2 separate regions of the Homo sapiens genome follow, and region 1 is linked to region 2. The links are chromatin loops, found by intact Hi-C in ENCODE. Cell type or tissue: mammary epithelial cell. All regions are shown on one strand. Each heading gives the region's core, and the rest is flanking DNA. Links, peaks and the distances in the headings are about the cores only. Region 1 overlaps CLTC (clathrin heavy chain). Region 2 holds the start of LINC01476 (long intergenic non-protein coding RNA 1476).

Region 1 (13,072 bases), core at 105-8,104, 150 kb after region 2:
TCACCTGAGGTCAGGAGTTTGAGACCAGCCTAGCCAATATAGCGAAACCCTGTCTCTACTAAAAATAACAAAAAATTAGCTAGGTGTGGTGGCAGACGCCTGTAATCCCAGCTACTCAGGAGCTGAGGCAGGAGAATCGCTTGAACCCGGGAGGTGGAGGTTGCAGTGAGCTGAGATCGTGCCATTGCACTCCAGCCTGGGCAATAAGAGCGAAACTCTGCCTCAAAAAAATAAAATAAATAAATAAAATAAAATAAAGGTCTGTCGGTTCAGTTGTATTCTGCTGTTATGTAATATCTTGAAATATTTTGTAGTTGTTTTTATCAGAACTCAAAATAACTATGATCCCTAGAGGACAAAAATTTGTTCTTAAGTGTTTATATTGTCCAAATAAAATTCTCAGGTAAAGAAAGAGTTCATGCATAATTTTGTCTACATACTCTCCATAGTATCTTAAAACAATTTCTTTTAAATCTTTTTTTGTAGATTGTAGATGTCTTTATGGAATACAATCTAATTCAGCAGTGTACTGCATTCTTGCTTGATGCTCTGAAGAATAATCGCCCATCTGAAGGTCCTTTACAGACGCGGTTACTTGAGATGAACCTTATGCATGCGCCTCAAGTATGTGTTTTAATGCTTTTTAGGCATGTTTCCAACATTGTTTTAGTAATTGTGCAGCGCCTCTCAGATTGTTATGCAAAGCTACTGAGGGGCCTACTCCTTATTAAAGAAAATGTAGCTATTATAATATTCTTTTGTACTTTAACAGTTCACTATTAAACCTTAATCTGTAATACGGATATTGAATTACTCATGTAAGTGGAGTGGACAATAAACTTGCCTTGTTTGTGGTTTTACAGGTTGCAGATGCTATTCTAGGCAATCAGATGTTCACACATTATGACCGGGCTCATATTGCTCAACTGTGTGAAAAGGCTGGCCTACTGCAGCGTGCATTAGAACATTTCACTGATTTATATGATATAAAACGTGCAGTGGTTCACACCCATCTTCTTAACCCTGAGGTATTTCAGTTTCTTACCTAATAGATGGTGTTAGTTGTGATTAATAGGTACACTGAAAATGTGTTTGTGGTACTAAATATTAATAATTTCATACCACCATGAGGTTCAACATTATTTCATTTATTCATTCATTCATTTATTTTGTCTTGTAGTGGTTAGTCAACTACTTTGGTTCCTTATCAGTAGAAGACTCCCTAGAATGTCTCAGAGCCATGCTGTCTGCCAACATCCGTCAGAATCTGCAGATTTGTGTTCAGGTGGCTTCTAAATATCATGAACAACTGTCAACTCAGTCTCTGATTGAACTTTTTGAATCTTTCAAGAGTTTTGAAGGTAATTAGGAGTTTTTGAGTTTTTAAAAAAAGTACTTAAGGTAGCCAAGAAGAGGTATGCTTATGATCAGGCTGTTGGAAATTTTGTTTTTCTAAAAATTTGGTTCTATGGGACATTTTAATTTTTTAAGTTTTATTCAATATATGTCAAGGCCCTTTTATGTTGGATTCTAAGGATATGCAGTGAACCAGACCATCTGTTTGGATATTTTATAGATGAATTAAAGGTAGAATTTTAAGAGAAAAATATGTAGTGGTGTTGAAATTGTATAAAATGAAAATACAGGTTGAGTGTCCCTAATCTGAAAATCCAAAATGCACCAAAGTCCAAAACTTCTTGAGCACCAACATAACGCTCAAAGGAAATGCTTGTTGGAGCATTTCAGAAATCGGATTTTCAGATTAGGGATGCTGATCAGGTAATTATAATGCGAATATTCCAAAGTTCAAAATCTGAAACACGTCTGGTCTCAAGTATTTTGGATAAGGGATACTCAGTCTGTACTAATGATCAGGTATAATAAAATTTTATGCTTATATGTCTGACTCTTATAATAGCAGGTGATTCTCACTAAGGGCATTTTGTGATTTGTTGCTATTTAGCAGGATTTCTTAACCTTAGTACTATAGACATTTAGGGCTGGATAATCATTGTAGAGGGGTGTTCCTGTACATGTAGAATATTTAGTAGAATATTCAGCAGCATTCCTGGTTTCTACCCACTAGATTCCAGTAGCGTCAGCTCCACCAGTTGTGACAACCAAAAATGTCTTCAGACATTGCCAGTGTCACCTGTGAGGAAAATCACCTCAGTTGAGAACCACTGCTATACAGGGTACTAACGTAATCACTGTTGGGTGTCTAACTTCTGGTCCCCAACTGCCTTTCTCTCCTCTCTGTACTAGTAGTACTCTATTGAGAAGGGGTAAGAGAGTCTAGTAGTTTTCTTAATTTTTTCTTAATTTTCCCAGTTTCAAAATGTTAACTGTGCACTAAATTTACACTGTTTAGTACAGTCACTAGCCACATATAGTAGCTATTTACATTGAAAGTTATTAAAGTGAAATAAAATTTAATATTTAGTTATTCAGTCACTCTAGCCACATTTCAAGTGCTTAATAGCCACATGTGTTTAGTGGCTATTATATTGGAAGGCAAAGATAAGATTTTCATCATTGCAGAAAGTTCTTCTGGACAATACTGCACTAAATTCTTCCCAAATTATTTTGTATGTTTCCTATAAATTGCATATTGAAAAACACCAGGTATTGGGGTCTTCATTTAAAATTTCCCATATAGGGGCACAATGGTGTATGCCTTTAATAATCCCAGTGCTTTGGGAGGCCAAGTGCTTGGGGCCACAAATTCAAGACCAGCCTGGCTAGCATAGCAAGACACCATCTCTACAAAAATTTTCTTAAAAATTAGCCTGGCATGGTGGCATGCATCTGTAGTTCTAGCTACTTAGGAGGTTGAGGTGGGAGGATTGCTTGAGCCCAGGAGTTTGAGGCTGCAGTGAGCTATGATCGTGCCACTGCACTCCAGCCTGGGTGACAGAGACCTGCCTCAATAAAAAAGAAAAAAAGGAAACATTGGGTTGAATTGTCTATTCTTCAGGATTAAAGTGCAATCCATTTTACTGATCTGATTAATGGAATAGTTAGTATTTTTATCGCGCTTTTTAAGCAACCAACTTATATTTGGGAGTATTCAATATAACAGTTTTTTAATTACATAAATGTTTTTCAGTCATTCTCAAAAGTGTGCCTATGCTTAATTGTAATTACTTGTTTCTTTAAGGTCTCTTTTATTTTCTGGGATCCATTGTTAACTTTAGCCAGGACCCAGATGTGCACTTTAAATATATTCAGGCAGCTTGCAAGACTGGGCAAATCAAAGAAGTAGAAAGAATCTGTAGAGAAAGCAACTGCTACGATCCTGAGCGAGTCAAGAATTTTCTTAAGGTAAGTGGTTTTGAGTAATGTGTTTTCTGGTTGGATTCCAGGTTAGCAGTTCTACAAGGGTTTGGTCATAGTTCAAAAATATTTTTTCCCTAAATGTGAAGTTGTTAGCATTCTTAAGTTGTGTGCTGGATTATTTCTTCCAAACATAATATTCTGTGGTTTCCTTTGAAATACGGAAGGAAATTGGTGAGTAAGAATGACCATCTGTTTAAAAGAAGAAAAAAAAAATAGCACTATTTCAAAGGAATTTCCTTTATTTTAATTTTGGATGGAAAAATTTAGAAAAGTGGTTGTATACTTTCAATGTCATTTTAGAATCATTTAGGCTTTTGAATATTAACATCAGCTTGCTCTTCATACCATTTTGAGGAGCCTCTATTGTAGGCAAAGGGATCTGTTGTCTAAGGAATGTATAGGTTTACCTCTTTCATCAAGTTTGCTCAACTCTAGAAACTAAAATATTGTTATTCATATATAATTCATAAAGGTAAGATCAAACAAAACGCTCAGCTTTGTGACACATTAAATCAGTTAGAGAGGAGTAAGGACCACCTGTGTTGCAGGGAGGAGTAATGGTTGAGAGATTCTGAACTCTAGAACATCCCTAAGGGCAGTTAATTTTGTTTAATGTTTAACTTAGCTTTAGCTTTATTCTTGTAACTGCCAGTTACTTTGTGATGGAAATAAAGCTTTAAAATTGATAGCTATCTATAAAAGGCTAGGAAAACTACAGAACACTTAGATTACTGCTCTCTCACTGCCTATTATGTGTGTGTGTGTACACTATATATATATATAATGATTCCTGAGACTTTATAGAAAGTTCTGAAGTATTTTTTGTCTTGGAAGAATTTTACATTACAAGTAAAACCAAAATGTTTTTGTAGAACACAGTATAGAAAGTAGGCTTTTCCTACTCCCAGATTATCATCATTTGTGTGTGTGGTTGCATTGGCAGATTGTTCTTTTGAAGAATTTACTACCTGGGCTCTAGATTAAATAGCAAAACCCTTAGGGGTTTTAGTGTAATGAAGTAGTCAAAATGTTGAAACTGCTCTACATTTTAGATTAAAAGATACACTTTTCAAAAAAGTATAGCTTTAAAATGTCTTGGCCATCATGAATATTCTGGGTAACCTAGCTGTGCTATGTTTGGACCAAAACTTTCTGGTGTCAAAAAACCCCTCCAAATGAGAAAGATTTGATACTCTGTGCTTGACTAGTGTACCCATACTACTGATTCACTTCCTTCTTTGAGTATCATTACTATTTCCTTTAAAAAAAACAACAACAAAAAAAACTACTACTAGATTCTTTTGGGGGCAGGGGGTGTTGGGTTTTTTTTTTTGTTTTTCTTTTTAAGCTTTTAAGTTCAGGGGTGCGTGGGCAGGTTTGTTATATAGGTAAACTGTGTCATGGGGGTTTGTTGTACAGATTGTTTCGTCATCCAGGTATTAAGCCTACAACCCATTAGTTATTTTTTCTGATCCTCTCCCTCCTCCCATCCTCCACCCTTCAGTAGGCCCCAGTGTCTGTTGTTCCTCTCTGTGTCCATGTGTTCTCATCATTTATCTCCCACTTGCTAGTGAGAACATGCAGTATTTGGTTTTCTGTTCCTGTGTTAATACTACCAGATTCTTAAATGATTTCTTTTTGTTTTTATTGAGCCCTCAGCTTCTATGCTTAAATTGTAACTTCTTTAGCTTTGGATTTTAATATTTGAGTTATATATATATGGAAAGCAAAATGAAATTAGCTATTATTTAATTATCACATTTTTGAGCTTTAAAAAAAATCCTCTAGTAAAGAAATGAAAAACAATCCTCTGGGTACTAGGATGGTACTGCCTTAGGTTTGCATAGCCCATGGGATCTAATCAGATGAAGATTTCCCCTCCACACTTGTGAACTGGGTACAAGCCTGATATAGTAGGGGTGTGGATGTGGATTATGAGCTTTTGAGTCAGTCAGACCTGTTTCAAATTCTACTTAGCCATTGTTTGTTCATTCAGTATATGTCTAGCTGTTACCTCAGGCAAGTTAATGAATATGCCTCAGCCTCAGTTTCTTCAACCATAAGCTATGTTTATTTATCAAGTACCTTGTATACTATAGATGTTTAGGCAGTAACTATTACTGATAAGTGATAAGCCTTGGAAAAAGGTGGAGTCAGCCTAAATGGGATTTCTGTCAGGCAAGTATTTATTTCTCTTTGATATCAATTTGTACTTGACTCTTTGAAGGAATTTACTTCCAGCCAGGATTAGAGGTGAATTTAGGGTCTTACGTCTACATAATTTGACATGGGAGCTCAATACTAAGATGCAACTATCACATTCATCCTCTGATGCCAGTGTTGAGAGTGAACTTATTAGATTCCTTGTTAACCTCCAGTACAGGGTTATGATGCCTCTTATCACTGTTATTAAACTTAATTTTAGAGGTACTAGCTACATGATAATTTACTGGTGTTGTAAGTAAACCCTGTGTCATAAGAAAAATACCCTGACTCTGATCTTGAATATTCAAGTGCCAATTGTGTGTTAGCCACCAGGAATAAAGAGATTGGTAGAACATAACTTCTCCTTTAAGGTACCCTGTGAGCAGGATAAAATTGTGTCATTAGCATCATTTGACTCATGCCCTAAGTTTGTAGAACTGTAAGCTCTCTGTAGAAAGCATATAACTGTTCATCAGACCCATGATCTGCTCCTTGCTACCTTTGATCTTATTTTCTACCTTTCTTTTTTTCTTTCTTTCCTGGTTTAGCTTCAACCACACTGGCCTGCTAGCTATTCCTGGAACTCCCCTAACCTTGTCCTGCCGAAGGGCCTTTGCTTGTGCCCTGTACTACTATTCTCTCATGACCTTCTTTCTCCTTTACCTTCTTTGGGTTTCTGATTGAATGTCAGAAGAGAGGATGTCTCAGGTTGCCTTGTGTAAAATAGAACCCATTCCTACCCCATTTTGCTTGTTTTTCTTTATAACACCACTATGAAACGTCTCCTCCCACTAGAATGTAAGTTCCTTGAGAGAATGGACTCTGCTTCCTTTGTTCCCTGCTGTATCTCCAGTACCTAAGAACAGAGTCTGATACTTGGGTACTCATAAATATTTGTTAAATGAACAAATTTATGTTGAAGAAAACCTCTGACTATGCTAATATAATTTCAAGTTTGATCTTAAAATCTTTAACCATTATAACTGGAGGTTAATTAAACATTTAGTAAGTAATTTAATATTATTAAAATGTTAACATTTCTACCATGTATAAAATCATGTGCAAATTTTAGCAATCAAGAAAATAACCTAGATTTTGTCTACTTTTTAAATCTGAAATTTTCTTTTGGAATACAGTTAGTATTCCACAAAAGTGGAATTATTTGCCACAGAAATTTTAACACCTATGCATGAAAACAGAATAAGTAATCCTAGATTATCTGTAAGTGATAAAGATAACAAAAATATTTTATATGTGTATAGGTAAGATGACTAGTGTGTTGATCCATACTTTTTTGATGTTCATTTAGTAGGAAAAACATGACATACTAAAATTTTTACATAGATAGATGCAGACAGATTCTAGAAATGATCGTAACAGCTATTAGTGCAGAGTTTCCATGGTGTTAAACAATACTTATTTTAGAAAACCTTCCTTAATGTGGAAAATCTGCAGCTTTACAGACATTTTTATTTTTTAATTTAGGATGGCTATATTAAAATTAAGATTTACCTTGGTGTTCTTGGGACACTTCATAGACTAGTCTTCGTATTATTTATAATCGAGTAACTAATATCCCCTAGTCTCAGGAGCCATTTAATTCTAACCTTGAAAATAATGTTCTTAGTGGCCATCACTGGGGAAAGTTCTACCCTACTTAGTTCTGCTTCCCTAGTAGACTGTGTTAGAGGAATCATTTATTGAGGAATGTTTCACTGTGTATAAATGAATTCCTGATGGAAACTGTTGTTTTTTGTGCTCTACCTTATGTCTGTGGAATGTAACAGGACATGTATCAGGTAAATGCCCAGTACAGGTTTTACTTACCTGTCTATAACATCTTCTATGTCAGTCTATAAGTAGGATTGTAGTTTGGTATCTGTAATGGAATGATAAAAGCAGTTGGCAATTTAAAGATATCTTTTCTTTAAATGCTGGGTTTTTTTTTTTGTAGGGGGTGGGTTTTCTTATGGCCACATGTGGTCACCATCATGCTGCTCCTTGTAGGCTTTGTTATAATAGAGTATTAGAGGCTGGTTGTATAGATTGGATGTGGGGAGGGATAGAAAATCATTAGTTTGAAACAAATGTAAGCCATTTATGCCATATGTTTGACAATGTGACTATAGTTATTAAGTTGATTTTAAATACGGTAGAAGTGTTATTACCAGTGAAAGTCCCAGTATGGTGAATTTATCATCTGAGAGCCACTGGCTCAGGTATCTTAATTTGTTACTCTTGTTTTTTGGTAAAGGGTGTGTATGGGAAAGACTTGGTATCTTGCTGTGTGAATCTAAGTATTGCTTAGTAAAAATTTACTGAAACTGGGATGTACACACTCAACTATTGGGACATTCTTTCTTTAACAGAAGAGCTATGTTTGTGTGAGCCTCTCTTGTTAGCGTAGAACAAATTCTCATATGTTACACAGATTTGATACCTCATAGAAGAAATTTAAAGTTTCCTTTTGTTTGTCTTTTTTTCAGGAAGCAAAACTAACAGATCAGCTACCACTTATCATTGTGTGTGATCGATTTGACTTTGTCCATGATTTGGTGCTCTATTTATATAGAAATAATCTTCAAAAGTATATAGAGATATATGTACAGAAGGTAAGTAATATGTAGGTAATGTAAAGGTATAATCTTACTATAGATTTTATTTCTCATATTCTGGAAATCCTTTTGAAACTCTGTGCTCAATAAGAGTGGTCTGCAGCTTTTAACGTGGGATTTTTTGTTTTTGTTTTTGTTTTGGAGACAGGGTCTTGCTCTGTCACCCATGCTGGAATACAGTGGCACAATCACAGCTCACTCTAACCTTAAACTCCTGGGCTCAAGCAGTCCTCCTGCCTTAGCCTCCAAGTATCTGGGACTGCAGGTGCATACTACCATGCCCAGCCTGCTTTTAATACTTTTTCCCCAGCAGAATCCTTTCTTGGAATAAAATTCTACGTGCTTCCCTAGCAAGCCGACTCAGGGAAGGGGGAAAAAAAAAACATGCATGCCAAGTGTGTAAAATATAAGAATAGAACTGCTATTATTGAAAAAGTTGGGTGGCCTAGGGCCTTACTAACTTGATAGACCCTGAGGTATCCATGTAGACTCCAAAGCAGAGTTTTCAAACCATCTTAAATACAGATATTAGATAATTCACCTTCTAACTGTAGAAACAGGCAGTATTGCTATAATGGGAGCCTTTTTATTAGACAGTCTTGCATAGTCATCTTTGACTGTATCTTCTTTGGACTTATTTATCATATGGAACAATGTTTCGGTAACTAACCAAACCGGTAGAGACAGAATATAGTATATGTGCTTTCAATACTTATTAAACCATGAAGTCTTGTTTTTAGCTGGACTTCCTGCTAAATTCCTCTATCTAGTTGCAAATTTAGACCCTCAGTTTATTACTGAATTTAAAAACTGAACTTAAAGAAAAAAAAACTGAGCTTAAAAGCGATAGAGATAAATGCTTTTTTAAAATTCCTCTTTGCTTTTAATAACATAATAACATTCTTCTACTTCTTTTTAACCACAGGTGAATCCAAGTCGACTTCCTGTAGTTATTGGAGGATTACTTGATGTTGACTGTTCTGAAGATGTCATAAAAAACTTGATTCTTGTTGTAAGAGGTCAATTCTCTACTGATGAGCTTGTTGCTGAGGTTGAAAAAAGAAACAGGTGTAGTACCATTTTAACAGGGATAAGTTACTCTTTCTTAACATGGCAATAGATAAAAATATAGGTAGTCATTTGTTCCAAAGCTACTAAATAACACATGGAGAATAATTTCCTGAAGACACCTAACATAGAGGTGATAAGCTAGCTAATAGCACTGGGAAAAAATCTGTTTTCTGAAACATTATAGCTGTCATAGGAGATCTGTTAACTTGGTTGATCATTTTTTTGGCATGTTTATAATTACAGCTATGTGGTTTGACTTTATATGTTTTTATATAAACTATGTACTAAGTCTCCTGTTTAGGTGTGATACCTGTGTATTTAACAACTAATTCTGTACTGATCAATCATGTGGTGTTTCCAACCTGAGAAAGCTGATTAAAAAAAACAGTGTGGTGTTTAAGTGTGAGGCAAAAGAGTTCCCTGTGCAACTCTTGAGTTCAATTGATATTTAATTTACAGTACCTTAACATGATAATATGGATTTCCAATAGAATATAGTATAAGTGCTTCTAAAACTTACAGACTGTGAAGTCTTTTTTTAGCTGGAACGTTCTGAGGAACTAGTGTTTAGGAAGTACTGATGTAAATGAGTTTGGTGAGGTGGTATGCTAGTGGGAAGTTCTGCTGTTTATGAGAAGAAATTAAGAAAGTCTGTGGGTTTCATTTTAACCTGAGTTGATATAGGTGATCTACTAATTATATTCTTAGAATTTATATTAGAATGTTTCAAACATGGAAAAATTTTGCATTTAAGGGTAATAGAGATATGCAGTTAATACTGACCTAAAGGTTTGAGCCTAGTTTCAAGTGATTTTATGTCATAACAATTTAACATTTAATAAGAGGTTCAGTTGAGTCTGAACCTATTGAATCTATTACCTGAAAATAATCTTACTGCATATTCCAAGCAAATGGCAGTTACAGTTAGATAATTTAGTCTTTAAGTGACAAATTATATTGTGAAAAGCTAGATTCACATCTAAGTCACTAGTCTAGACATGCCTCAGCTAATTTTTATTCCTTAAGTTGACATGGCGTATCTTGGATTGCACATGTTTATAGGAGCTGGATTTTTGCCTCTATTTATTAAAATTGTCTTCTCCCTAATGGGAGGGTTCATAATAACCATGTGAATTTGATATAGCCAAAATAACGAATAATGCTTTTTCTCTGGCTGCTTTTAATGTTTAAATCATTGGTAAAAGAGGCTTGGGCCAGGCGTAGTGGCTTGTGCCTGTAGTCCCAGCTTCTGGGGAAGCTAAGGTGAGAGGATTGCTTGAGCCCAGGAGGTCAGGGCCGCAGTGAGCCCTCCACTGCACTCCAGCTTGGGCAACAGAAGACCCTGGCTTTAAAATAAAAATAAAAGGAGGCATGGTCATCAGGACTATCGAAACAAGCTATAGTATAGCAAAACTGTGCTCCTTGATGGAGTGTTTATATGACAGCTGCAACTATTAAACCCAGAGCTTCTAAAGCTATCAGATTTTATTCCCAATATGTATTTAGGGTTTGGCTGTAGGTAATGCTGTATGTTAATTGTGTTAAAGCTGAAAGAACTCTCAGATAATCTGGCCTATGTAATATCACATCCCCATCCTATCCACAAACAAAATTTTCTGAAGTCTAGATATTTTGTGTGTTATAAAGAAAGGACACTGTATGAATCTCTAATCTTTTATTCAGATATAAGGAGGTAAGTATATCATATAGCAGATAAACCTGGGAGAGTGAAAAATAGCCTTATATACCTTCTTTTTATTCTTGGACAACTCAATCATATTTTGAGTCTTAATTTCCCAATTTATAATAGGATCACTGATAATTAAAATTAATGTAAAGCCAGGTACAGTGGCTTGCACCTATAGTACCAGCTACTCGGGAGGCTGAGGTACTAGGATCACTTGAGCCCAAGGCTGTAGTGCACAATGATTGTGGCTGTGAATAGCCACTGCACTTCAGCCTGGACAATGTAGCAATACTCGGGGGGCGGGGAAAAAGTATGTGAAAGCACATTATAGACCATAAGGTATTTACATAGTTAGCATGTCAAGAGTGTGTTATTTATAATACAGTATGTGTGTGTGAGGTTTTTTTCCTTTTTTCCTAGATTGAAACTGCTTCTGCCTTGGCTAGAGGCCAGAATTCATGAGGGCTGTGAGGAGCCTGCTACTCACAATGCCTTAGCCAAAATCTACATAGACAGTAATAACAACCCGGAGAGATTTCTTCGTGAAAATCCCTACTATGACAGTCGCGTTGTTGGAAAGTATTGTGAGAAGAGAGATCCACATCTGGCCTGTGTTGCTTATGAACGTGGCCAATGTGATCTGGAACTTATTAATGTGAGTACTGCTAGCTGAATATGTAGAGAAGCTGCATTTTTAAAAACCTGTTACATGAGAGTTTCAGGGTAATTTTAGGTAATATGGGACATTTGGGGACGGTGGGTGCTTTTTTAAAACTTTATTTGGAAATAATTGTGAATCTGAAAGTGGCCAAATAGTGGATAAAGTCTATATACCCTTTATTCTGATTGACTTGCTAATGTTTTAACCCCACTAGCCTTACCATTTGTGTTCTCACACTCTTACACTCAGGCACACCATTCATACATATGTGTATACACACACATACTATTTTTTAACCACGTGGGAATAACTTGAATGCATCATGGCCTTATACCCCTTCCGAGTGTATGGCCTAAGAATAAGGATGTTCTCTTTCATTAACCACATGAAAGATACCAGCTTCAGTCAGTTTGACATTGATAGGATACCTTTAAAAATCTGTTCTATTCTAGTTTTGTCAGTTACCCAATGATGTCCTTTGTAGCAGTTTTTTCCCCTCTAGTCTAAGGTCATATATGGCATGTAGTTTTCATGTCTTTAGTCTCCTGTACTTTGGAATGGTTCTTCAGTCTTTTGTTTTCTATGACGCTGATATCTTTGTAAACAATAGTTGCTTTTTCTATTTGTAACTATTTTATATAGGTGAAATTTCAAGCAACATCAAATTAACCATTTTAAAGTGAACAATTCAGTGGCATTCAGTATATTCACAATGTTATATAATCACCTTTATCTAGTTACAAGTTTTCATCACTTCAAAAGGAAACCCTGTATTAATTAAACAGTTCCTCCACATACCCCCTCCTCCCAGCCCCTGACAACCACCAGACTGTACTGTCTCTATGGATTTGCCTATTCTCTATATTTCATCTAAATGTAAAGTCTCTTTTTAAAAAACAGAATGTGTCTCACTTTGAGTTCCTCTGATGGTTCCCGATGATTAGATTTAGATTATACATTTCCACCCAGAGTACTGCTTCAGTGGTGGTTTGTTTTTCTCTTGGTATTATATCCGGAAGCACGCAGTGTTCATTTGTCCCCTTTGTCAGTTTTTATCAAGTTGTAACATGTCTTTATTACATAATTATTACCCTCTTGGAGATATTAAACAGTCTATAAGTAGTCTGTAGTAGACTATGCAAATATCCTCTTACCCTCTCCCTTAATTTAGCATCTGTTGATTCTTGCTTAAACCATTCTTAATGTGTTGGTTGCAAAATGAAAATTTTTCAAACTCCAGCAGTTTCTCCACATTTGTCAGTTAGCACTCATGCATTCATGAACTCTTGGATTTTATTCGATGGGCTACAATTCACTACTATTTATTTTGATGCTCAAATTGTCCCAGTTTTGACTGGTGAGAACCTCTTCAGTCTGTGTCTTTGTGTCATGGGCTCATTTTTCTTTGAGCACTAACTTATTTTCTGGCACACAATACACCAAGCTCATTTTGTACCTTCAGCAGCCCTGAAGTCAGTCATTTCCCTAGGGAAC
Region 2 (16,286 bases), core at 3,978-11,977:
ATGTAATAGCTTTTAGGCTTTTGTTTTGTTTTGTTTTGTTTTGTTTTGTTTTTTGAGACAAAGTCTCATTCTGTCTCCTAGGCTGGAGTGCAGTGGTGCGATCTTGGCTCACTGCAACCTCCACCTCCTGGGTTCAAGCAATTCTCCTCCCTCAGCCTCCCGAGTAGCTGGGATCACAGGCATGCGCCACCACACCTGGCTAATTTTTGTATTTTTAGTAGAGACGGGGTTTCACCATGTTGGCCAGGCTGGTCTTGAACTCCTGACCTCAAGCGATCCGCCCGCCTTGGCCTCCCAAAGTGCTGGGATTAGAGGCGTTATCCACCCTGTCCAGCCGGCTTTCAGGCTTTTAAAAAGTACCTTGTGTCTTATAGATTCTATATTTTAAATCTCATTACATTATAATATAATAAGATAGATAGGTATACTTTGGGGAGACGACTCCCCCTAGACCTAGATCTTCTCCTAGGTCAGCCTGATCTGAATCTTACAGAAGGCACCAGAGTAGGCTGGAGCAGATGCCAAGGCTTGGAAAGACTCTGCAAATATGTTGTGAAGTGTCAACCTCAAAAGGTTAACTAGGAAGCTACTAAAGGATCTTGGCAGTTTAAAGTAGGTAAAGATATTTTCAAGGAGATCGGCCTTTAGCAGGGGAAAATTATGCTGAGTGAGGAGGTTAAAAGGGGGTGGGATAACCAGTTAGAGTTGAGAGCTATTCTGCATTAGCACTTAAGCAGCCTGGGCATGCGGCCAAATCTCTTGGGTTAATGTTTCTTCTCCTTTGTTGTCCAGGATTAGGCAACAATGTGGCCTTCTGTCATTTTGCATTTCTTTGTCTGTTAAAAAGAGTCAATAACCTGCATTCTCTTTGGACCCAGAATATTTGGCCATCATCTTTCCCCTAGCACAGAAACAATGACATTCTGGTATTGATGTATTGGTACCGGACATTGTGGGGAGATGTCAAGATGGTGATTAAAGTTCTGATCCTTTGGAAATCAGTGTTTATGGGAAGGTACTAAACATTACAAGAAGCTAAGAATGCGAAGGACAAATATTTAGAGAAAATCTCCAAGAACAAACTCTTCCAGATAGCGACAAAGTTTGTATTCGTGTGCCAACAATTCTTGTCTCTCTTGATAATACTATTTTTTGCCATGAAATGTGGGTTATTACAGTGATGGGGAAGAGAGGCTGAATCAGAAAGGATGTTGACATTTGGCAACAGAAGAAAGGGTTTGTATTTTTATTTATTTATTTTTTGAGACAGGGTCTCATTCTTTCACTGAGGCTGGAGTGCAGTGATGCCATCTTAGCTCACTGCAACCTCTGCCTCCTGGGCTGAAGCAATCCTCCCACCTCAGCCTCCCGAGTAGCTGGGACTACAGGCATGCACTACCTTCCTCTGCTGATTTTTGTCTTTTTAGTGGAGACGGGGTTTCACCATGTTGCCCAGGCTGGTCTTGAACTCCTGGGCTCAAGCGATCAGCACACCTCAGCCTCCCAAAGTGCTGGATTACAGGTGTGAGTCACCGTGCTCTGCCAGAAAGGGTTTTTTAAATCTTGCAGTGTACCCTTCAGGACGGCTGAAAGCATGACTTTGTGGGCTCCTTTTTTGTACTTTGGCTTCACAAGGGGAATGACATCTCCCAAGTGACTCTGTCTGACTGGTCTTTGTCATTATTATTACCTCATTTACTTAGTACTTCCTAATATTAGACATCGTACTAAGTGTTTTACGTGTATTATTCCATTTACTTTTCACAAAAAAAAACTCATGAAGTAGGAACTATTAACGTTCTCTTCATACAAAGAAAACTGAGTCATAATCCCACCACTGGTGAGCTTTTGGTGATGTGTAGCATCTGGATACTGGAAAAGAAGTCCCTAGTTGAGGTGCTAAGAGAGAGGAACAAACATATTTAGAGCAACTTGCTGGGTGCAGTGACTCAAGCCTGTAATCCCAGTACTTTGGGAGGCTGAGGTGGGAGGATTGCTTGAGCCCAGGATTTTGAGACCAGCTTGGGCAACATCATGAAACCCCATCTCTACTAAAAATACAAAAATTAGCCAGGAGTGGTGGCACATTGCTGTAGTCCCAGCTACTTAGGAGGCTGAGGCATGAAAATCATTTGAATTCAAGAGGCAGAGGTTGCAGTGAGCTGAGATTATGACATTGTACTCCAGCTTGTGTGACAGAGTGAGACTCTGTCTCAAAATAAAATAAAATAAAAATGAATAAATGAAACATACACATTTGAATTTTCATTCATTCATATTTTGCTTCCTTCCATGAGTTGGGCATTGTATTGGGACTGGGAATACAATAATGAACAGATGCAGGTCACAGGCTATTGAGAGTCCAGTAATTCAAATAGTTGTAATGCAATATGAGAAGTGTCATGATACAGAGCAATGTTTTCAAAACTTTTCTAATGATGGGAATCCCCAGGGCCGCTTGTGAAATATGGAACTTAACTTACCAGACTTTTCTCATGTAAATTCTGAGGTTTTAGAATCTGGAATCTGGTTTTTTTTTTGTTGTTGTTGTTTTTTTGAGGCAGAGTTTCACTCCGTCATCAGGCTGGAGTGCAATGGCGCAATCTCGGCTCACTCCAACCTCTGCCTCCCGGGTTCAAGCGATTCACCTGCCTCAGCCTCCTGAGTAGCTGGGACTACAGGTGCGCGCCACCACACCCAGCTAGGTTTTTTTTTTTTTGTATTTTTAGTAGAGACAGGGTTTCACCATGTTGGCCAGAATGGTCTCCATCTCTTGACCTTGTGATCTGCCCGCGTCGGCCTCCCAAAGTGCTGGGATTACAGGCATGAGCCGCTGCACCTGGCCTAGAATCTGTTTTTTAACTAACACTAAAGTTGAGTCGTATATTCAGGAAAGTCTGGGAAGCATAGATGTAAAGGTGTGTGCCCAAATGCTCGAGAAACCTAAGGTGGGGTGTCTACTCAGCCTGGGGAGTTAAGGATGGCCTCACAGAGAAGGTGACAGCTGAAGAGGAGGTGCAGGAACAGAAGTTATTTCACACCCCAGCAGGGGACCCTACCCTTGTGTTCTAAGGTGTGAAAGTATGAGCAAACATTGACCTATTTAGGACACTGAGAGCAATCAGACACTGTGGAAGTCAAAATATACAAAGAGAAATAGCAAGGGATAAGGCTGGAGAGAAAGTGAGGGCCAGGCTATGAAAATCCTGGAATGCCATGTGAAGAAATATAGATTGATGGAGATGCTTTTTAGACTGCCTTGGTTCTTATTTCTATTTTATATATTATCATATCATATTTTATATATTTATACATTAGTATATAATATTTATATATTGTATACTATAATATATTGTTATATTTATATTTACTGAAATTTTTTTTTTTTGAGACAGGGTCTCTCTGTCACCTAGGCCGGAGTGCAGTGGTGCAGCCTCAACCTCCTGGTATCAAGAGATCCTCCCACCTCAGCCTCCTGAGTAGCTAGGACCACAGGTGTGCACCACCATGCCTGGCTAATTTTTGTATTTTTTGTAGAGACAGGATTTCACCATGTTGCCCAGGCTGGTCTTGTACTCCTGGGCTCAAGCGATCTGCCCTCCTCAGTGTTCCAAAGTGCTGGGATTACAGGCATGAGCCACTGTGCTTGGCCTATTTACTGAAATTAATTCCTTTTAAATTTTCCTTAGACAAGACTCAGTGGAGTATCATGGAGGAATGAGAGGCTTGTTTCTCTGGTTCTCAGCAAAAGGGCATTGGCCACACTGCTGGGAACAGAGGTGGTAATTTTAGTGAAGGGAATCAAAATGAGAGAGCCCAGATAGAGAGGTGGGCCTCACAGCGAATGGCTGAGAAAGACTGGAGCAGCTGTCATTGCCTTCTTGAGACCTTTTCTGATCAAACCAAAGAGGACATTCTACTTTGTTTTTGTAAGACTAAATGCTTTCTATACAAAACCAGAGCTTAATGTTTAGATGTAAAATAGTGAAACCCCAAAATACATTAAAAGTATGTTGGCTGGGCAAGGTGGCTCAGGCCTGTAATCCCAGCACTTTGGGAGGCCGAGGCAGGCGGATCACAAGGTCAGGAGGTTGAGACCAGCCTGACCAACATGGTGAAACCCCGTCTCTACTAAAAATACAAAAATTAGCCGAGCAGGGTGGCGCATACCTGTAATCCCAGCTACTCAGGAGGCTGAGGCAGGAGAATTGCTTGAAACTAGGAGGCAGAAGTTGCAGTGAACTGAGATCGCACCACTGCACTCCAGCCTGGGCGACAGAGCAAGACTCCATCTCCAAAAAAAAAAAAAAAAAGTATATTTTGATGCTTTTTAATCACAAATTATAAGAAACTCTCTATATTCATTCAAAGAAATAGTACATGCTCAGATGCGCCCTGCTCCAGGGAAGCCTTCTCTGCCTCCTTCTCTTTCTCTCTTCCCAGTATAGGTACCTCTCTTCTGTGCTTCTGAAATACCGTGAGCATCTAAACATATTGCATACGCGTATTATGTATTTATTTGTTTATGCTCATCGTTGCATATTATATGTTTATTTGTCTACTTCCTCCATTTCATTGTGAGCTCTTTGAAGGCAAAGAATGTGATATATTCTTTTTGTACACGTAGGAGTGAGCAAAGGCACATAAATGTCCAATAAATTTTTTTTGGAAGAGAGATTGAGAGAGAGAATACTATGTTTATTCTTTGAAACCATACTTTTTTTTTCTTCTAGGACAGGAAGCAGCTAAATCATACATTTCATTATCAGGACTTTTGACTGCTCTGAACTGATTTCAAGAAAAATGCCTTGTTTGAATCCAGTAGCTGATGTGGTTGAAAAGCACAAAAATATGCTCCTTTGTTAGTGCAAATTGATTCAATAATTCCATAGCTATCATCGGGATAAAGCACATTTAAGCCACATCGTTCACTGAGAACTTATGTGTTTTAAAGTGAAATTTTCAAGTCAGAATTTTAACAGAGAAAGGCAAAAATTTTTAAATATTGACTTCTAGAAGCTTGAATTCAATTAAGCTTGTTTTGCTAAGAATAATTTTTACTCAAAACTCATTAGTAAATGAAAAGAAACTCATTAGAAGATGTATATGTTGGCCGGGCGCGGTGGCTAATGCCTGTAATCCCAGCACTTTGGGAGGCCGAGGTGGGTGGATCACGAGGTCAGGAGTTCAAGACCAGCCTGGCCAAGATGGTGAAACCCTGCCTCTACTAAAAATACAAAAAATTAGCCGGGCGTGGTGGCGGGCACCTGTAATCCCAGCTACTCGGGAGGCTGAGGCAGGGAATTGCTTGAACCCGGGAGGTGCAGGTTGCAGTGAGCCAAGATCGCGTCACTGCACTCCAGCCTTGGCGACAGACCGAGACTCCGTCTCAAAAAAAAAAAAAAAAGATGCATATGTTATGTACATTTAAAAAATCTCCTAGAATGGAAAGCTATTACTTTTTATTTCACATGCATCATTTCTCTCATTTTAGTATGAAACATTTAAAAATATTTTCCATTTCATCTTTAATTTGACTTAGCCCTGATTTTGTAGACTTTCTCAACATTCTGTGATTATTGCATCAGGACGATGAAATATTTCAAAACAACTATTTTATAAAACAATTAAACTTCTGGAAAAATAACCCATGTTTTTCTTCCGTTATGTCACTTCAAATGTTCATTATTGAAAACTTTCTCAGTACTTTTAATGCTTACTAATCAATTATTTTACAATAATTTATTGAGAAAAAATTATTCTAAAGTATTACTCTAAAGCCTTGGGTAAAAAACATATTTGGATATTTGTGACAAGTAAAACAGAAATGCCAGGCTTCAAAACAGATTAGCTTTGGCAAAGAAACATCTTGCTGAATGTAGACATACAGTATCCTCTCTCTATAAGAACAACTTATGTTAGAATCTGTTGTTGCATATAAAAGTCTTATTTGAGTGGAAACTTGTACATCTGTCAAATGAAACTTTGTGGAAAAGATCAATTCATTTTAGGAAAATAAGTAAAATTAATATGCAGAAAAAATAGCTTTAAAAAAGCAGTGTACGTTCATTAGCAATTTGGATTCAGACAATTTGTCAAAGGAAGCTGCTACTTGTATTTATGAAACTGGGGCAAAATGTTGGCAGTCTTGTCGGGTCATTTTACTTGGAATCATGGACGGCTGAAGCAAAACAGGATCTTAGACATCATCTGGGTCAGGGGTACTCTACTTTCGTTACGCATGGGAGGATTACCTGAGAAGCTTTTTTTTTTTTTTTTTTTTTTTTTTTTTGAGACAGAGTCTTGCTCTTGTTGCCCAGGCTGGAGTGCAATGGCATAGTCTCAGCTCACTGCAAACTCCACCTCCGAGATTCAAGCAATTCTCCTGCCTCAGCCTCCTGAGTAGCTGGGATTACAGGCATGTGCCACCACGCCTGGCTAATTTTGTATTTTTAGTAGAGATGGGGTTTCTCCATGTTAGTCAGGCTGGTCTTGAACTCCTAACCTCAGGTGATTCACCCACTTCTGCCTCCCAAAATTCGGGGATTACAGGCGTGAGCCACCGTGCCTGGCTGAGAAGTTTTTTAAAAAGCCTGCACTCAGACCCTGACCCCTTGTTCCCCCTTTGTTCTCCCCAACTCAATTGGTTTGGCTTAGGGCTCAGAATCAGGGTTTTTTTGTTTTTGTTTTTTTAATTGTGGCAAAATATACAAAACATACAATTTACTATATTAATCATTTGTAAGTATACACTTCAGCGTTATTAAGTGCACTTACATTGTTGTGCAACCGTCACCACCACCCATCTCCAGAACTTCCTTCATTTTCCCAAATAGAAACTCCATACCCATTAATCAGTAACTCCCTATTCTCCCCTCCCCATCCCTTGACAGCCACCATTCTACTTCCTGTCTCTATGAATTCGACCGTGCTAGGTAGCGCATATAAATGGAATCATACACTATTTGTCCTTTTGCTTATGCTTATTTCACTTAGCATAATGTCTTCAAGACTCATCCATGTTGTAGTAAGTACCAGAATTTTCTTCCTCTGAAAAGGCAGAATAATATTCCATTGAATAGATAGATATACCACATTTTATTTATCCATTCATCTGTCGATGGACATTTTGATTATTTCCACTTTTTGGCTACAGTGAATAATGCCTCCATGAACATAGATGTCGGTTTGAATCCCTGCTCCCAATTTTTTTGGCCATATACCTAGAAGTGAAATTGCTGGATCATATGATAATCCTGTGTTTAATTTTTTGAGGAACTGACATAGTTTTCCACAGCAGCTTCACATTTTTACATTCCCATCAGCAATGCACAATGATTCCAATTTCTCAGCATCCTCTCCAACTTAAGTGAAATTTTAATCTTTATTTATGTAACCCTTGATAGTAAAAACTTTTCTAACCCTCTTATCTTTAATTATGCTGTATTTCTAAGTTGCATGGTCCTTTTATAGAGAGACAAGGTCTTGCTCGGTCATCCAGGCTGAAGTCCCGTGGTATGATCATAGCTCACTACAGCCTTGAACTCCTGGGTTTAAGAGATCCTTCTGCCTCAGCCTACCAAGTAGCTAGGACTACAGATATGCACCACCATGTCCATCTAATTTTTAAAAAAGAATTTCCTTAGAGGTGGGGTTTTGCTTTGTTGCCCAGGCTGGTCTGAAACTCCCAGCCTCAAGCGATCCTCCCACCTTGGACTCCAGAAGTGCTGGGATTACAGGCATGGGCCTCCGTGCCTGGCCACAAATATTTAAGTTCTTATTCTTCTATCTTCAACAGATACCTTCTTTGATTATAAAAGCAACACAATATATAATTATCAAAAACCTACAAGTCACATAATCTCCATTTTTCCAGGCTTCACCAAGTTGAGAGTACTCATGGGGCCATATTAACAGTAATACCCAAAAGTTGCTGGCTTTTACTCCCAGGCGAATCTTCTTTCCTTCTGCTCTGCCTTGCCACGTTCGGGGAAGTTCCCAGAAAATCTAAGCATGATTTGGGGGAAGAGTCACTGATGTAATTTCCTAGACAGCCACTGGAGGGCAGCAGCTCCCTCTCACCCCCGACCCCAGCCCTGAAGAGGATGCTGCCATCAGGCCCAGAGCATTCCTGAAGCAGCAAACTCTCAGTCATTGCATGGAAACTCTACAGAAACAGGGGGACTATCCCTCTTCCCAACTCTTGGTCACACGTTGTGACCTGGGTTTCGTAAAGTCCTATGTGGAAACAAGCACATGTCAGAGTCCAAGCTTAATAGCGGGTTGAGAATGTGATACACAACAGGATGACCCTGACAGCCTGCAGCTGGCGGCTATCTAGCGTTCCCTCACGCAAGATAAGCAGTTTTCACAGAATAACAACAATAATCAGACAAGGTCCCTCCGTAACCATGGTGGAACAAGACAATAACAAGATTGCAACTTACTCAATCTGAACATGAACACAGACAAAGACATTAAACAATCACGAAAATAACCAAATAGCCACCCTGATGTAGTCACACGAGTGACTCTAGCCTCCCAGGTAAAAATTAAGACACCCAATCATCAGGCCGGGTGCATTGGCTCATGCCTGTAATCCCAGCACTTTGGGAGGCTGAGGCAGGTGGATCACGAGGTCAAGAGATCGAGACCATCCTGGCCAACATGGTGAAACCCTTTCTCTACTAAAAATACAAACTAGCCGGGCGTGGTGGTGTGCACCTGTAGTCCCAGCTACTTGGGAGGTTGAGGCAGGAGAATCACTTGAACCTGGGAGGCAGAGGTTGCAGTGAGCCGAGATCACGCCACTTCACTCCAGCCTGGGCAACAGAGGAAGACTCCATCTCAAAAAAAAAAAAATTGCACTTTGGGGTTTGCAGCAACCTCTTGTTAGTATTTATCCTATCTAGTGGAGAATTTCTCTTTATTTTAACTACTGCCTGAAAGACACTGCTGTGATACATTAATTTTTAATGTAAGTAGGTGCATAGCTATAATGAAAACATCATAATAAATCTTCATACGTGCTGAGAAGATAATCTTGAAATCTATATTATATAAATATCGTCACTTCAATTTATTGTGTACAATTAATGAAGTTTAAAAATATAAGTTCTGAATAAAATTTACAGTATTCTGCTTTTCCTTTAAGAAGAAGGCTGAATTTATCGTGGACTTTTTTGGTATAGCTATTGTAGATAGGAGTTATTGTCAACTTTATGAGTCAGCTAAGTGAGAAACATATTAAATTATTTTTTTATTGACCTGAATTATCTTAATTGGCTCCATCAAACTCACCAAATATTCAACCCTCAAATTGGCTTTCCTATTCAGAAGATGAAAGCAAACACTGAGAGTAGTTTCTGTTAAAAATGCAATTCCATTTAAAATAAAAGCAGCTGTCTGTTAACTACCATGCCATCAAAATTAGGCTATCACTGCATGTAATTACTTTTAAAATGAAAATTAAAGTTTCAATTATTTTCTTTTATTCAGTGAGGTTAAAAGACATTTTCCCTCTCCAATTTTTAATGTATATTATTTAATAACGATAAATAGAAATGCCAAAATTTTTAAAGGATAAAATGAAGAATATTAAGCATCGTTTATTGTTGCCTAATATTAATAAACCTACTGAGCTTAAAATGTATTTGAGTTATTTCAAATGGAATCATTTTTCCTAGACTGTGTGCTCTCTGAGGGTAGGATAGTGTTTTGTTTCTCCACGGTTTCAAGTTTTATCCAGAAAAACAGGGTTGTCGAATATTCTGTATGAATTGTTTTTCGAACTTCAAGAAACTTCTTGTATGGCCACAAAAGTAATATCATCTATACACTTATAAGAAAATATTAATATATTTTAGTGAATTGAGTTGCATGTGTGGAGACAGATACAAACACACAATATTTTAGAAATAAACAAATCCGGCCAGGTGCGGTGGCTCATGCCTGTAATCCCAGTACTTTGGGAGGTTGAGGCAGACTGATCACCTGAGGTCAGGAGTTTGAGACGAGCAAGGCCAACATGGCAAAACCCTGTCTCTACTAAAAATACAAAAATTAGCCAAGCGTGGTGGCACATGCCTGTAATCCCAGCTACTTGGGAGGCTGAGGCAGGAGAATCACTTGAACCCAGGAGATGGAGGTTGCAGTGAGCCAAGATTGTGCCACTACACTCCAGCCTGGGTGACAGAGCGAGACTCTGTCTCAAAAACAAAAAACAAAAAACAAAAATCCGATGGAGCAGGGCTTCCCAGCCTTTCTCATGTCATGAGAAGAATATATATATATGAATGATAGTAGTTGAACAGCACATTGGGGTAAATTGACAAGACTGCTCTCAGCAGAAGGCAATAACCCAGGGCAGGCACTGCGCACCTGAGACATCCACCAGAACTCCCAAGAGTTTAAAGTGTTCAGAAATGTGCTCGAGCCAGCTCCTACCAGATCCCAAGAGCCAAATGTGTATATATCTTCCCCAATTTGCACTTAATGACAGCTTGCTGGTAGTCTGAAATTGTCCATGGTAGGAGTACTTACACCACGGAAATAAAACAATTATCGAATACAAGCTGGGCCCAACGGCTCACGTCTATAATCCCAGCGCTTTGGGAGGCTGAGGCAGGAGGATCACTTGAGCCCAGGAGTTTGAGGCCAGCCTGGGCAACATAGTAAGACTCTATCTCTAAAAAGTAAGATGAAATTAACAAATGCTACAAATCAAGCCTTTTTTTCCTGGAGAGCTGGTTGTTACACATGTACTTTCACCTTATTGACCCGAGGGAAGGGGTCCATACCTCAGGACATTTATAACTCGCTTGTGGCATACCTGTTGGGCAGCTCTGCAATAAAGTCTTGTTTTTTGTTTTGTTTTGTGGTTTTTTTTTACTCTCCAAATATAAGCGGTTTTTGTTTTTTGTTTGTTTGTTTTTTCAAGACAGAGTCTTGCTCTGTTGCCCAGGCTGGAGTGCACTGGTACTATCTCAGCTCATTGCAACCTCCGCCTCCTGGGTTCCAGCAATTCTCCTGCCTCAGCCTTCCAAGTAGCTGGGATTACAGGCGTGCACCACCATGCCTGGCTAATTTTTGTATTTTTAGTAGAGATGGGGTTTTGCCATGTTGACCAGGCTGGTCTCAAACTCCTGACTTCAAGTGATCCAACCACCTCAGCCACCCAAAGTGCCAAGATTACAGGTGTGAGCCACCGTGCCCGGCCCAAATATAAGTTGTTTTATACAAATCGTACCAGGCAGCTGCTCTGTAATTTGATTTTATTATGTAGAATAAAAATTTAAAGTCTGGGTGCAGTGGCTCACGTCTGCAGTCCCAGCACTTTGGGAGGCCAAGGTGGGCAGATCACCTGAGGTCAGGAGTTCAAGTCCAGCCTGGCCAACATGGCAAAACTCCGTCTCTGCTAAAAATACAAAAATAATTAGCCAGGCATGGTGGTGGGTGCCTGTAATCCCAGCTGTTTGGGAGGCTGAGGCAAGGGAATTGCTTGAATCCAGGAGGCAGAGGTTGCAGTGAGCCAAGATTGCGCCACTGCCCTCCAGCCTGGATGACAGATACTCAGTCTCAAAAAACAAACAAACAAAAATTTAAAACATTCTATGTCAAGCTTGAGTAAAATAAATTTTAGAGTAAATCCACCTTGAGGCTAGAACATCATGTGTAAACACTAGCAACTAACTATAGATAAGACAATATGGAGGGAGGAAAACCTCAGTGAAATTTAAGTTTCGCCCAATCACCTTACAAATGAAGCTCAATTCACAAGTCCCATAGTCTCAGACAGAGCTGTCAGTACATTCTTAGTTCTGTAGCCCCCTACATACAAGTGAGAAAGAAAGTTTTTATCATTAAAAAACAGAGACCAAAACAAATAAACAGGACAACAAAATGTAGAGGTATTGAGATAATGCAAGAAGTAAAATAAATAAATAATAAAACTGTTAAAGACGTCTTCAGAGAGATAAGAGAAGATACGCACTTATGAAATAATACAGAGCCCTTGGAAATTGAACATATAGCAGGAGCAAAAACTTTAATAAAGGAATTGGAAGATGAAATTGAAGACTCTTTTAGAAAGAAGAAAAAAAAGACAAGAAAGTGGAAATTGAAGAGAAAAAAAATAAGGAACCTATTGGATCACTGCAGAATGTCCAATACCTGCCTATAATGTGAAATCCTGCATGGCAAGGATTTTGTATGTTTGATCATTGCGTAGAATAGAACCAGACACACAGTAGGCCATCAATAAATAGTTCTGCAAGAAATCAATTTTCAGAGTGTAAGGATCCACTCAGAACAAGAATGGGGAAAGACTCATGCCAACACACACGATTGTGAAACTTCAGAACATCAGAGACAAAGGGATCTTCAAAGCCTCTGGAGAGGAGAAAAAACACATACTCAAGGATCAAGAGTCAGATTGGCTTTGAACTTTAGAATAGCAAAGTTGGAAACATTATATTCCAGTAAGGAGTCATCCTGCACTTTTTATACATTCTTTCAAATGTCCAGTGATACAGAGAAACCTTTTTCATTCACCCCCAGTGACAGAGCAATCTTGAATATCTTGCAAGATTACACCTTATTTGCAAGCACATATGTGAACTAAATTCTTTCAAAATATTGTCATCAAAAATGATTAGCAAAGCAAGTTAACGTCTAAAGTTTTGTGGCTTGATATTAACTCCTTGGTGCTCAATTAAAATAAAACCCATTTATTATTCAGTCTATTTTGTGTTCCTTCATTGCATGCAATTGCAACAAGTAGACATTGGAGGCAAAAAGTAAGATTACATAACACAAAATAGATTCTCAAATGTTCCTCCAACAAAGCAGAAACGAATAATGCTTACCTCTGGTCAGTATTCATGTGGTGACCAGGGTTAGTGGTACTGCCATGAGGCTCCATGTGGCTGGATTGTTGATATTTTCTGTCAACTGTCAGTGACAGAAACTCAACTCAGTCTAGTTTTAGCTCCTGGAAATGGGAAGTCCAAGGGGTGGGTCCTGCATCAGGCATAACTGGATCTAAGAGTGCAAATCATGTCATGGGATCTCTCCTTTTACCCTTCTCTTCACTGCTCTTCTGTTTTCTCTGTGTGGCTTCATTTCCAGGCAGGCCATCCCCATGTGGAAGCAAAGATGGCCAGCAAACAGCTCAGGCTTACGTTTTCCTCATGGCTAGCAATTCAACTCTTGCTTTCCCAGCATTTGCATCCATCTTTGGAAAGAATTTAGATTATGTCACTTGCTCCCTCCTTGACCAATTGTGTGATAGGGAGAATTAGGCACTGTGATTGGGCTGCCTGGTTCATAAACTGATGAGATTTGTTTTAGGGCCAGATGGTTGGTATCTGTGGGGAGAGAAAGGATACAGAAGTTGGGAATCAAGCAGGTTCTGGATTTAAACCCATGTATCTGACAGACCCACCTAAATCCCATAGAGTGGGAGGGTGATAGCTTTCAAAAGAAGAGGATCAGAAAAGACTCCTCCCCATCCTCCTCCCCTCAAGATAACAGATGATCACTTACATGAGATTTTCCCTAGGAGTCAAAATTCTTCACGCTGTAAGATACTAAATAAAATGCAATCGTTTTAAGAAGAGCATACTTGAGAAAATTATCACCTTGAAGTGATGGACGGCTTAATTAGAATTTAAAAAAAGAAAAAAACACAACCCACGGCATTATCCAAATTACTTGAGGTATAACATACAAACTCTTTGGTTTCTAGGAGATATGTAAATGATTCACTTGTATTTTTAATTTGTAAGTAAATGGTGCCAGGTTTCCAGACAGAAACTGAAGCCAAATCTTTATCCATGGAACTTCACAGTGAGAGGCACATCTTAGAGATGAATACAAATCAATAATACAAATTACCCTTATCTAAGTGCCCCAATATTGTACCTCTTGTGCTCTGGTTATCATATTCCCACAGCTCTGGGTGTTTCAAATTAGATGTGGATTCTTCCACTTTTTTTTTTTTTTTGAGACAGGTTCTCACTTTGTTGACCAGGCTGGAGTGCAGTGGCATGATTACAGCCCACTGCACCATTGGCCTCCCAGGCTCAAGCGATCCTCCCACTTCAGCCTCCAGAGCAGCTGGGACTACAAGCATGCGCCACCATGCCTGCCTAATTTTTTTGTATTTTTGGTAGAAACGGGGTTTCGCCGTGTTGCCTAGGCTGATCTCAAACTCCCGGGCTCAAGTGATCCACCCACCTCAGCCTCCCAAAGTGCTGGGATTACAGGTGTGAGCCATCACACCTGGCCTCTTATTTTTTAAACATCTCCTTTATTGTACTTTATAGCTTCAGAATTGAGCTGATCAAAATACATGCTATTCAACTTGCATAGTAAAATCTTTCCTTGTGTCTGTCAGAACCTGCCTAACTCCTTACTTCTATATCCTTCATCTCCCAACAGATACCAACCTTCCAGCCCCTAAAACAAATCTCAGCCCCAGGAGGGCACTCATGTCCGTCATTCAGAGATTTGGCACACAAAGTCATACTCATTGCTAGGCTAGCTCTGACATGCTCCAATAACTGGACTTCCTACTTGTCTCCAAAACCAGGCTTTCTGGTAACCAGTTTTTGTAACTACATCCCTGTCTGTTCCCTGTGCCTGGATCCCTGACTTAGAAACCTACTGAGAACCACACTTTCTTTAGACCTGGAGGCCTGCCTTGTTCTTATCAGTCTCTATTCTTATCATACCTAGGGACAGAAGGTGTGCTCCACAACTTCAGCCTAAATATCTGACAGATAACTCTCCATATTTGGAGATCTATTCAGGGAAACACTTAACATCTACCACCTGAGACATTCCATCTTCTTTGTATTGAGATGACAGGTACTGACTTTTCTTTTCTTCCTTCCTTCCTCTTTCTTTATTTTTTCTTTTCTTTTCTTTTTTTTCTTTTTCTTTTTCTTTTTTTTGGAGACCGTGTCTTGCTCTGTCACCCAGGCTGGAGTTCAGTGGCGCGATCTCAGTTCACTGCAACCTCTGCCTCCCAGGTTCAAGCGATTCTCCTGCCTCAGCCTCCTGAGTAGGTGGGATTACAGGCGTGCAACACCATGCCCAGCTAATTTTTGTATTTTTAGTAGAGATGGGGTTTTGCCATGTTGGCCAGACTGGTCTCGAACTCCTGACCTCAGGGGATCCACCTGCCTCGGCCTCCCAAAGTGGTGGGAATACAGGCGTACAGGCATAAGCCACTGATCCTGGCTTTTTTTTTTTTTTTTGCCAGAGTCGTGCTCTGTTGCCCAGGCCGCAGTGCAGTGACTCAATCTCAGCTCACTGCAGCCTTGACCTACCTGGGTTCAGGTTATCCTCCCACCTCAGCCTCCTGAGTAGCTAGGACCACAGGCTTGCACCACCACACCCGGCTAGTTTTTGTATTTTTTGTAGATACAGGATTTCTCCATGTTGCCCAGGCTGTGGGTACTGACTTTTCTTGGACTGTTACCTAATGTCTCTTGCTGTACCTGCCCAAGGTAGATTTACCCCCCACCCCACCTGTGCCCATCGCTGTCCCTTTCCATGCCTGTTTTACCTTGGTGGAGGAACTCTCTTCCAGTTCTTGCCCTTCTCTACACCTCTGAGGAAAGCAAGATTATTTCCCATCCTGCTGCATTTTCTCAATAACGTGAGTTTCATTTCATGAAAAAAATTACTCTTTAGGCAGAGTATTTTAAGTGGATGCTGGGAGAGTAAAGCCAAGCTGGATTGTGTAATTTTTACACATCTTTTGTGTTGCTCTCATAAGACAATTTATACTTAACTTCCTTTATTATTCCACATTTTGTCATTTTTGTCTCTTTAGCATCTTTTTCCTCCTCCCCACCCCCCCATCACCATTTTTTTTTTCGATACAGAATCTCACTCTCACACAGGCTGGAGTGCAGTGGCATGATCTCAGCTCACTGCAACCTCTGCCTCCCAGGTTGATTCTTGTGCCACAGCCTCTCAAGTAGCTGGGATTACAGGCGCACACCACACGCTTGGCTTAATTTTGTATTTTCAGTAGAGATGGGGTTTCACCATGTTGGCCAGGCTAGTCTTGAACTCCTGGCCTCAAATAATCCACGTGTCTTGGCCTCCCAAAGTGCTGGGATTACAGGCGTGAGCCACAGTGCCCAGCCCTTTTCGTCCCCGTATTTTGATAATTGAGTGCCCCTTACCATGTGGGAACTAACTCTTACCCATTTGATCCATAGATCTTCCCTAGGATTCGATGTGTACATGTTTGGAGAGAAAAGCTGAGG

What was found. Peaks named below come from ENCODE experiments on the same cell type or tissue, not always from the same donor. Only the 100,000 strongest peaks of a DNase experiment are listed, where the experiment ranks them.
Region 1: it touches region 2 in a loop (8-fold over the local background); 2 of 110 quality-filtered maps call a loop at or near these places.

What each region holds. Positions count from the first base shown.
Region 1 is chr17:59,665,617-59,678,688 of GRCh38, forward strand. It overlaps CLTC (clathrin heavy chain), which reads left to right. Exons shown (of 32, transcript NM_004859.4): 11 at 487-624; 12 at 864-1,028; 13 at 1,181-1,361; 14 at 3,161-3,324; 15 at 8,031-8,156; 16 at 9,085-9,227; 17 at 11,338-11,572. Among named protein-coding and RNA genes, the nearest start is that of PTRH2, 35 kb to the right of the region's middle. In mammary epithelial cell, for the core only: no CTCF peak of the experiment used is centred there; a DNase peak (open chromatin) is centred at 3,375; H3K27ac peaks cover 1,292 bases.
Region 2 is chr17:59,513,614-59,529,899 of GRCh38, forward strand. LINC01476 (long intergenic non-protein coding RNA 1476) reads right to left here and starts at 13,244. Exons shown (of 3, transcript NR_110813.1): 1 at 12,867-13,244. It overlaps LOC105371847 (a long non-coding RNA gene), which reads left to right and starts at 16,178. Exons shown (of 3, transcript XR_934889.2): 1 at 16,178-16,286. In mammary epithelial cell, for the core only: a CTCF peak has its summit at 8,073 (motif pointing right); a DNase peak (open chromatin) is centred at 8,038.